2 separate regions of the Mus musculus genome follow, and region 1 is linked to region 2. A link is a loop called in an ENCODE intact Hi-C map of the cell type or tissue named here. Cell type or tissue: heart. All regions are shown on one strand.

Region 1 (5,000 bases), 260 kb before region 2:
CAGTTTCCCACAACAATGTCTATATCTGTTTAGACTGTAGCAAGAACGTATGGGATTCTAATATCCTCACCAACAAAAATCCAGTCCAGTGAGCACAAGGTAATCTCTTGTGATTTTGATTGGGTTTCCTAATTGTCAGTGATTTTTAAGCATCTTTTCTTTTCTTTTCTTTTTTTTAAGATTTATTTTATTTATCTCAGTACACTTTAGCCATCTTCAGACACACTGGAAGAGGCCATTGGATCCCATTACAGATGGTTGTGAGCCACCATCTGGTTGCTGGGAATTGAACTCAGGACATCTGGAAGAGCAGCCAATGCTCTTAATCGCTGAGCCATCTCTCCAGCCCTTAAGCATCTTTTCTTATACTTATCATCCACTTGTATGTCTTTGGAGAAAGGGCCAGTAAAATTGTTTTCATTCCCTATTTGTATGCCTGTGTTTGGGTGTGGATGTGGATGTGTGTCAGGGTCCATGGTCAGAGGTCAGAGGACAACCTTGGATAATTGTCCTCAGGTACCTTGCCCCTTTTTATGTGTGACAAGGTCTTTTACTGGCCAGAAATCTGAGCATGTAGGCCAGGTTAGCTGGCCTGCGAGCATCCAGGGGTCTGTTTCACCCTCCTATTTGTGTCATCGTTGAGAGTGCAGATATGTTGTAGCCATGCCTGGCTGTTATGTGCTTTCTGATGGCTCAAACGCAGGTCTTCACACTTACAAGCTGAACACTGCTGACTGAGCCTCATCTCAGCCCTTTCTCCATTTTTTAACTTACTTTGTTTGTTCTCTTTCTTCTTTTCTTCCTCTCTCTCTCTCTCTCTTTTCCTTCTTTCCTTCCTTCCTTCCTTCCTTTCTCTCTTTCTCTCTTTCTTACTGTTATATGAATTCTTTATATATTTTCATATTAAATAGTAAAATAAATGATTTCAAAAATAAATTTCCCTCCCATTTCTCATTCTAGAGACAGGAAGATCTTTTCTAGGAAGGAATCAGACGATGATGAATTTGTTCTTTCAAGTTTAACTGCTCCTTCTTTTCAAAGCTCACAACCAAAACTAGACACCGATGTTAAAGAGGTAAGGTGCGCCTCAAAACCACTAACATAAATTTCGATACAAGATGAATAGCAAGTTCCAGAGTTAAACATTCAGTTAACAATTTCTTGCCACACACACATATGTGCGCATACACAAACATACACACATACACATGCGCACATATGTGCCACCTTCTCCCATTGTAAAAAGTTGCAATAATGCCTTCCAAATTGCCCACTAATACTAATTTCACATTTCATCTTTTTTGACATGTAAATATGGTTACAGTTTATGATACTACCTAACCTTTATCACCACCAGTTAACCGTTCTATTGTATGTTGTTCTTGCCTTGTGGGCACATTTGCTACCTTAGACTTTTAACAGTCATCGTGTGGCAATGGATTTGAAGAAAACCTATGCTCCAATATTTGAGATCAGCCTCTGTCTGAGACTTCCCACTATGAATGACTCTCCAGAGGACCTGGAAGGGAATAATCAGAAGTCTGAGAACTGTGAAGAGTCTCTGGTGTGTGATGAGGAGGAACTGGAGAACCGAAAAAGAACTTCAAGTGAAGCCATGCTCAGCCAGTACAACCAGCCGAGCAAGTTTGGCACCCTCCTGAAACGCATCCTTTCAGGTGAGGCCGGAGGCAGCGGGTGGCAGCTGGTAGTAAGGAAAGAAATTTAGGATTATGCCATGTTTGTTAGTTATGCCACGTTAGCATACTTGCTAAGGGGAGCAATGACAGACCACGAACTACCTTGTGGTACATGCGAGTGGTAATATCATTCACTGTGAACCACTTACACTGTCACTCTGGCCTTCTGGGCTTTCATTTTCAGGATGAGTGGCACCTAGAACGGCTGCTAAAAGCCCAGGAGTGCCACCTGGTGGTAGAATATGTGCCTAGCGTATGTGAGGCCCACAGGAAAGGAAAAGAACACAGTCTGGGACTCTGCTCCAGGTGTCCTATCAGAGTCTGGGATATGATTCTGGAATTCCCCTTCCAGACAGGCTCAGCGATTGATTCTCAGGTTATTTAGAAAATACTGATATATATTAAGTTGTTGTCTTGCATTTTAAACTGTTAATAAATTTTTACTTTGTCTTTGTTTCAATAAATTCGAATAGACTCAGGACTCCAGCTTGAGTCTGATCAAGAACGCTTCTATAATAAGTACGTATTGACCATTTTATAAGCATCTGTGTTCTGTTGGGTACTGCGATCCCTTGAATGTACTCTTATGTATTGTTTTCTCTCAGATTTTTTGAATTCCCAACAAACCTCTTTATGGAACCCAACAGACTGGACTTTTCGACACAATTCCAAAATATGATAGCAACTATAGAAAAGTATGTCAGTAAGTATCCAAAAGGCTTGGTGCCTTCTATGGCAATCTCTTTTAAATCAATGCATTTGATGCTCTTAGTGATACATATGGTAGATATAAATAAGAGATCATGAGTCCCAGTGCTTGATCAAGCAGTGTTTATTTAAAATTATTTGAAGATGATGATGATTGTGTGTGTGTGTGGTGTTAGACTTTTCTCAAGGAATAGAACTGTAGAATAAGTTACATGTGTGTACATATAATATCTATGAAAAATTCCCCTAAATATGTATATATGCATACACACACACACACATATATATGTGTGTATGTATATATATACATATATATATATATGGATTCATATATATATATATGTGGATTCATATATGCATGCACACACACACACTCACATGGGGATTTATCTAAGTGGCTTATAGGCAATATTGTTTGACTAGTTCAATATTAGCTGTGTTGCAGTGGAAAGGCCTAGAATCCAGTAGTTGTTCAGTCCGAGAGACTAAATATCTTAGCCGTCTCAGTAGGTTGCTAAAGTCCCAGGAACGTCCTAGAGAGTTGCTGGTCTTCAGTCTATATTGGAATTCCAAAGAAGCAGGTTCTAACACCAGTGAAGGAGTGTCTCAGCAACAGGATAGTTGAACTTGCCAGCCAGAGTGAGGGCAAACAGGTAAAAAGTGAAAGCTTCCTTCTTCCATGTCCTTTGATGTGGACTGTGCTGCCACCAGGGGGCGTGCTGCCCCAGGGGGTGTGGCCCAGATTTAGGGTGCATCTTCGCAGCTCAGATGATCCAATCAGTCCCTCACAGGATTGTCTTTTCATATATTATAAATGTACTTACATTGGCACCCAAAATTAACCCACATGCACATAAAGAAAATGCATAGAGCGTTAGCATCAGGAAAGCCGCTCAAGGCTTGAGTTGTGTGAATTTTATGTCATAGCATTCATTACAAAGACCTTGTTCCTACCTTGAATACATTTTAAATGATTATTTTTTTCAGCTCGATGAATATAATCTAAGATTATATGACAGTGTCCATCCCCCACAGTAAGTTTTAGAAAAAAATTTAAGCTAGTAGGACCCTTAGCAGCTCAGTTGTCTTGTGACAGTGTGCTGAATTCATGCTTTAGCATGGTGCACTTGTTCCCTGTCCCCGCCCCCCAGGAATTTCTCACCTGGACTTAACTGCTTATCTATAGAAATAATAGACGTGTATCATTCTCTACTAATGTTTTTTTAAATTTTGGGTAGAGATTCATTTTGAGGACATAGGTCCTCTGGCATTCTTTCCATAGATTCTTTTTGCCACCTAGATTTTCTTTCTTTCTTTTTTTTTTTTCTTTTCTTTTTAGATTTAAGTTTCTTGGGTTAAAAACATGTGATTGCTCTCATGTCTTTTTTTTTCCTCAGTATAAAATGATTTTGTCATGTGATTGTTTTGAAATTTTCATTATAAAATAATTCAAGGCTTCTGTGACCATCACTTACACATGCTTGTCACGTGCTTTTGCTACCCATGCTGTGGTCGTCAAAACCACGCACCCAACAGTACGCTGGGGCCATTGAATCAACAGAACCGATTTGATTCTTGGAGCTGCTTCCCGCCTGTCTGCTTTCTATTCCATGATCTGGAGTCCAGACTCACATGTCACACTCAGTTCACTGGACCCTTGGGTCTTCCCATCTAGGACATCTCCTTTTCTTCACTTTTATACTAGTTATCTGCCGGGGGGGGGGGGGGCAGCCCCAGTGTGGGGTGTTTCTTCTTTCTTGTCAGTTCTTGAGGCAGCGGAGGGGGGAAGAGCATAGGTGGAGGGTAAGACTTTGTCTTAAGAGTTTCTGGGGTAAGACTTTGTCTTACGAGAAATTTAAGGTTGCTGTATAATAAAAAGTTTGCTTATCTAAGTCTAAGTTACTATGCTGTTGTAGCTGACCTGCCTTCTGTGTTCCTCTGAGGCCAGAATCTGCAGTCTCTGGCACTCAGCACCCCATCCTGAAACAGCAGGAGATTGAGTAAAGGATTCATTGCTAGACCTTTTCCCTATTGTCCAGATGCCTCTTGCTTGTCAGGTTAGGGGGAAGTTTGGAGCAATAAACTTCTATTGAACCAGGAGAAGAGAATAACACTAGCAGAAGGAAAAACTTTTACATAAGCAAATATGCATAATCTCACATAAATTCATATTCAGTTTCATTCATGCTCATTTACTCATTTTCATTCAAATCCAGTTGGGCCCAGCTTGCATGCATTCTCACAATTACATACTTACACACACACACACACACACACACAGGTATACATTCTTACAATTACATACTTACACACACACACACACACAGGTATACATTCTTACAATTACATACTCACAGACACATCCATACTTAGATATACACATGGAGCAAAAGACCAAGCACCGGTGCAGAAAGAACTCACTCATTCTGGATGAAAAATTCACTCCAATCTTCATTACATAAAGAAAAAACTTCTACATTTTTAATGCTAAATGAATTAAACCCACATTTGTAAGAAAAAATGCTTTGTTTCTTTTAATAAGACTAAACCTGCCTTGTCCTTACCATGAGACCTGTTCTGTCCCATGGTAAGGAG
Region 2 (5,000 bases):
AGGCAAAGGGCGGGTATGAGGGGACAGTGATGATAAGCAGGACTAGGGTTCATGATGTGACATTCTCAAAGAATCAATTAAAAAAAAAAAGCTGCCGGCCACCAGGCTCTCCCAGTGTTGCAAGTACCTGTTCCAGAGTCCTGGCTCCTCCCACCCCTGCTCACCACCCTAAACCTCTCCAGCCCCCCCCCACCCCCCCAGCTTCCTTCCCCTTCCCCTTCCCCTTCTTCTCTTTCCTAGAAAACCCAGTTATTTTGGCCATGTATTCTCTTGGTTCTTCTCTTGGTCTGCCTGCCTGTTGTTGTCCTTTCTTTCCTCTATCTTCTCTCTCCCTCTCCCCCCTCCCTCCACTCCCCCCCCCCCCCCTGCCGTGGCCCTGTTCCTGTCTCCTGGCCATGTCGCAGCTATTTCCTTTTCTCCCTGCTCTGGATGCTTCCAGATGTCTCTTTCTCATATCTACAATAAAAACCATCTCCTCAGACATACCTAGGAGCAGGCACGTCCTCATTCAGTTATAACCATGCTGGGTCTCAGAGAGCATGGTCCACCTGTCCCCAGAACACTTTGGTTTGAGGGAGCACACAGCACACATTGTCTCTGTAGGGGCTTTGGGTTCTCAAGTGTGTTGAGTTTCTTGGCTCTCAGCAGGAAAAGCATGCCAGGACCTAGGGAAAGGGGCTGCTTCTACACACACACACACACACACACACACACACACACACACACACGCACACGCACACGCACACGCACACGCACACAGAGAGAGAGAGAGAGAGAGAGAGAGAGAGAGAGAGAGAAAGCCCAGCTTCTCAAACCGTGGTCATGACTCTGTATGGGACGGAGCAAATGTTACATCAGAACTAAAGACTCAGTGCATCTCCAGCATTTTGGGCATCGATCAACTGTGGTGCAGAGTGTGGCTTCCCTGCAGACTTGGTTCTGAACACACATGTGTGCTGTGCACCGTGTATGACCTGGTGTCTGAGCGGTAGATGCTGCCTGACCCCTGAGCTCAGATCTGAGATAGGTGCAATACAAACCACAGTGTTTTCACAGCACACACACGGGCTTCTGTTCTTACCCAAACATGGAGGCTTAATCATGGGAAACAAACACTTTTGATATTTTCCCACTGACACCCCTCAGCATGTATCCCACAAATGTATCTCTGGGTTGTATTATGTAAGCATATTTGATTTTCAGATTTGCTGTTTGAGCTGCTGTCTTGAATTTCATTTTAAAAAAAAATCATTAAGTGAATTGTGGCTCTGAGACTAAGACAGAATTCCCCACAATTTCTGAAATGGCTCTAGACATATTTCTGCTATTTTGAATTTACATTGCCTCTGAAAAATACTGGAGATATTCCATGTTCTACAGTGTGAAATATATAGCCAATGTCATATTCCTTATGTAAATATAACAAACCTCTATACAAACTTGCTTTCATCCTTAATAAATGCTATAATTATATGTATGTCTAAGAATCGCTTTTAAAATTTCTTTGTGAGTTATTACTTGTAAATGTAATTGTTTGCTTTTTTTTTTTTTTTTTTTTTTGTCTCTATATTGCTAGGGTCTCATACAGGGGTGGCGAACAGAAAAAGTTTAAGCCCTGCCCTAAAGACTAGCCCCCCCTCCCAAATACTCCCATCCCCCTCTCTGGAGCAGATGGCCTGGTAAGTTCTGGCAGGCACCTGGGGTTACTCTGTGCTCTCCCTGTACCCACAGCCAGTGCAGGTCTCAGTGTCTCAGCACCCTGTACCCACAGCCAGTGCAGGTCGCAGTGTCTCAGCACCCAGACCAGGCAATGAGTATTCCAAAGCCCGGAATGGATGCGATCTACGTCCCTCATCCGGGCCCCCACTGCCTGGAGGACTGTGTGAAAGAACTTCCCAGCCACCAGACTACTGTGGACCATGTACCTCAGCCAAGTAAACGGAGACAAAGGGATAGTTGGTGGGAGATGGGATGAAGCCTGAAACCCGGGACCATCTATAGGTGTAGCTCTGTTACAGCGCCACCATGTGGTGAGCTTCAGAGTAAGGATGGTGTGAGAGGGGTCGGGGTGGGGTGCGGGTGGGGCCTGAAAGCCTGGCCTCTAGGCTGAGGGACCTACCTCTGGGAAGCCCTTTTCAGATCTTCCTTAACCCAGGTTTCATGCAGCGGCCCCAGAGGGACTTGAACCCCTGCCCAGCTGGCGGACCTCACTCCAACACTCTCTTAGGACGCAAGGTTGGCGGGAAATTTCTGTCTCATAACTCGTACTCTGGCAGGAAAGTCCTAAATCCTCAGAGTAAGAGACTAGAGGCCTAGATGGGGTCCTGTTCTCTGGGTGAAGGCGCCTAGCGTTCAGTGCAGCAATGGATGGGGAGAGAGAAAAGTGGGTCAGCTTCTTGGTGGGGGAGGGTGAGCCCAGAGGATGCGCCAACTAGGGTCATCCCAAGTGTCGTTTCAGCAAGGAAATTCGGGAAGAACCGCTATGCCGCAGAGGCCAGTCTGCACAGGGTTGGCATGAGGCCCTGGCTACTGGCTTTGACTTGAGAAAGAAAGCACAGACCAACATACACCTGGCACTGCACCCAGTCAGCCAGCCCTGGGTAAGCTGGGTATTTGGCAGCACTCCTCCTGGGAGCCCAAGTGAGAGGGAAGTGAGCCGCAATTTAGCGAGGTTGAGTGGGACCGGAAACAAGATGTGGCAAGCTCTGGCAGGTCCCAGGGTGGGCCTAGAGCGCCACCTGGTTTTGGACTACCGATCATCAGGCAAACACCGTTTTCCTGACCCATGCACCATCTTTGACACTGGTCAGTTATCTGGCTGGAGGCCAGAGCTTTAGTGAGAGTGGTAGCCTCTTCCCCAAGCCCAGAGGGTAAGGCATGTCTTTGCCTTTCTCAGCCAAGTTGGGGGGCGGGGAGCAGGAAGGATGAAAAGATGAAGGAATCCTTTGTGCTTTGACAGTGTCCAGGCAGGAAAGAACAGCCTTTCTAAGGATGTAAAAGCCATCCATGGGGTTGCCCATGGCCCAGCAGGGAGAGGCTTTCTCTGCTGGGCAGTTTAAGGACAGCCTGCTTCCCGAGGCAGCAATGCAGTGCACACTGCCCTCTGGGCAGTGACCTGGGCTTTGTATAGGCACACAGATCCCCAGGGATGGAGAACAGTGAGGGACTCTTGAGCATAGCCTGAGGTCAATGTGGCAGAGACGGGACCTCTGAGCTCAGGAGTTCCTAGGTAAACTCTGGGTGGGAGGGATCCCTGAGATGGAACAGTGATGCACAGTCCTCCTCAGGGAGGTGCAAGCTGGTGTTAGGCTTAACTTGATGTGGGAAACAATGGCTGGCTGTGTGTTCCCAGTTCAGCGTTAGACAGCTGTTCCTCCTGCAAGAGACCCTCTTGACTGACAGGAAAGGGCAGTAAGTCCATGGGCTATAGCTCCACGGTAGAATGCTCATTTAGCACCTGTCAGACCCATGGCAGAAGAGCCCCAAGACAGGAGGTGTCACTCCATGCCAAGCCCCACCCAGCTCTGACAAGAAGATCCTAAACCCAGCGTGGTGGTGGCACACACCTTTAATCCCAGCACTGGGGAGGCAGAGGCAGGTGGATCTCTGTGAGTTCTGGGCCAATCTAGTCTAAGTTGCAGGACAGCCAGAGCTACATAGTGAGAGTCTATCTCAAAACAACCACCAAAAACGTAGGAAAAGGAGGAGGAGAGGGAGAGGAGGGAGAGGTGGTCCTGAGCATGTCAAAATCTACACGACATCGGTTTTTTATTTTCTCATTTCAACTTCACCACAGCCTTGAGGAAGCAGGTTGGCCTAGATCTCTACCATTGTCCTCTGTCAATGTGGGGAAGCCTGGTCCCAGGCCCTGGGGAAATCACTGTTTCTAAGGTGGCTCCTGCTTAGGCTGCCCAAGACAGTCTTGCCACTTCACTGCTGCCTGCACAGAATCCCCAGACATGAGACAAACACCTCAGCACGCAGGGCCTCAAATTTGGTGTCTGCTCACCCAGAGCTGTAGAGCCGCAGCCGCTCCCATCAGTCACCAGCCTAGGAGAGGGCCCAGAATCTGCACTTTAACACAGTTACACTCAAGGAAGCCCATCCACACTGGCTTCAGAAAGGCCCCGAGCACACAGGAACACCCGCTGCTCCCTCAACGTCTTTTCTTGGTGTTCACCTCTTCTGGAAGTCCTCACCAGAGCTGCTTCTTGGCCTTTTCTCAACAGATGAACAAATTGCTTTTGGGAATAGGTGTATGTCACACAATATTTGCGATAAAATCATTTTTACTCTAAGGTTACTGTCAACCTGAAATTTAAATGTAACTGAGCATCTGGGTAGTGTCTCTGTTGTTGTTGGTGGTGGTGGTGGTTTTTCTTGGCGTCAATTTTTGGTGACAGGAAGTGGACACGGGACCTCGCACATACCAGACACATACAGGCTTTCCCACACTGATCTATACCTGCAGTCCAATTTCTAATTAACCACTTATTTCTTGTTTTGTTTTGTTTTTAAGATTTATTTATTTTATGTATGTGAGTACACTGTAGCTATCTTCAGACACACCAGAAGAGGGCGTCAGATCTCATTACAGATGGTTGTGAGCCACCATGCTGGGAATTGAACTCAGGATTTCTGGAAGAGCAGTCGGTGCTCTTAACTCCTGAGCCATCTCTCCAGCCCTAACCACTTACTTGTTAATAAGTTAAATGAGATCTGTTTATTTTTATTTTATGTGCATGGATGCTTTGCCTAGATGTATGTCTGTCCACCACGTGTGCCTGGGGCCTGTGGGAAACAGAAGAGGGCAATGGAAGCCCTGGAATTGGTGTTCCAGGCTATCGAGAGCCACTGTGGGGTGCTGGGAAACCCAGGACAGCTTCTCCTGTACCACCCAGGACAGTTTCTCCTGTGCCGTTGAGTTGCTATCTCTGGCAACCCTACACCCGTGGGACTTCTGGCACCTCGACCCTGAGAGTAGGCAGGCATTAGCTGGA

Evidence for each region. A loop is a pair of places that touch in the nucleus more often than their neighbours do. Peaks named below come from ENCODE experiments on the same cell type or tissue, not always from the same donor. Only the 100,000 strongest peaks of a DNase experiment are listed, where the experiment ranks them.
Region 1: it touches region 2 in a loop (5-fold over the local background); 4 of 42 quality-filtered maps call a loop at or near these places.

What each region holds. Positions count from the first base shown.
Region 1 is chr1:181,614,423-181,619,422 of GRCm38, forward strand. It overlaps Dnah14 (dynein, axonemal, heavy chain 14), which reads left to right. Exons shown (of 87, transcript NM_001377039.1): 13 at 961-1,075; 14 at 1,412-1,676; 15 at 2,171-2,216; 16 at 2,303-2,400. Among named protein-coding and RNA genes, the nearest start is that of Gm33612, 10 kb to the right of the region's middle. In heart, CTCF peaks have their summits at 1,939 (motif pointing left) and 3,113 (motif pointing right); no DNase peak of the experiment used is centred here.
Region 2 is chr1:181,879,060-181,884,059 of GRCm38, forward strand. Gm33669 (a long non-coding RNA gene) reads left to right here. Exons shown (of 4, transcript XR_865801.2): 2 at 1,577-1,921; 3 at 2,167-2,235. Among named protein-coding and RNA genes, the nearest start is that of Gm33669, 3.1 kb to the left of the region's middle. In heart, CTCF peaks have their summits at 2,035 (motif pointing left) and 2,741; a DNase peak (open chromatin) is centred at 2,622; H3K4me3 peaks cover 368 bases; H3K27ac peaks cover 912 bases.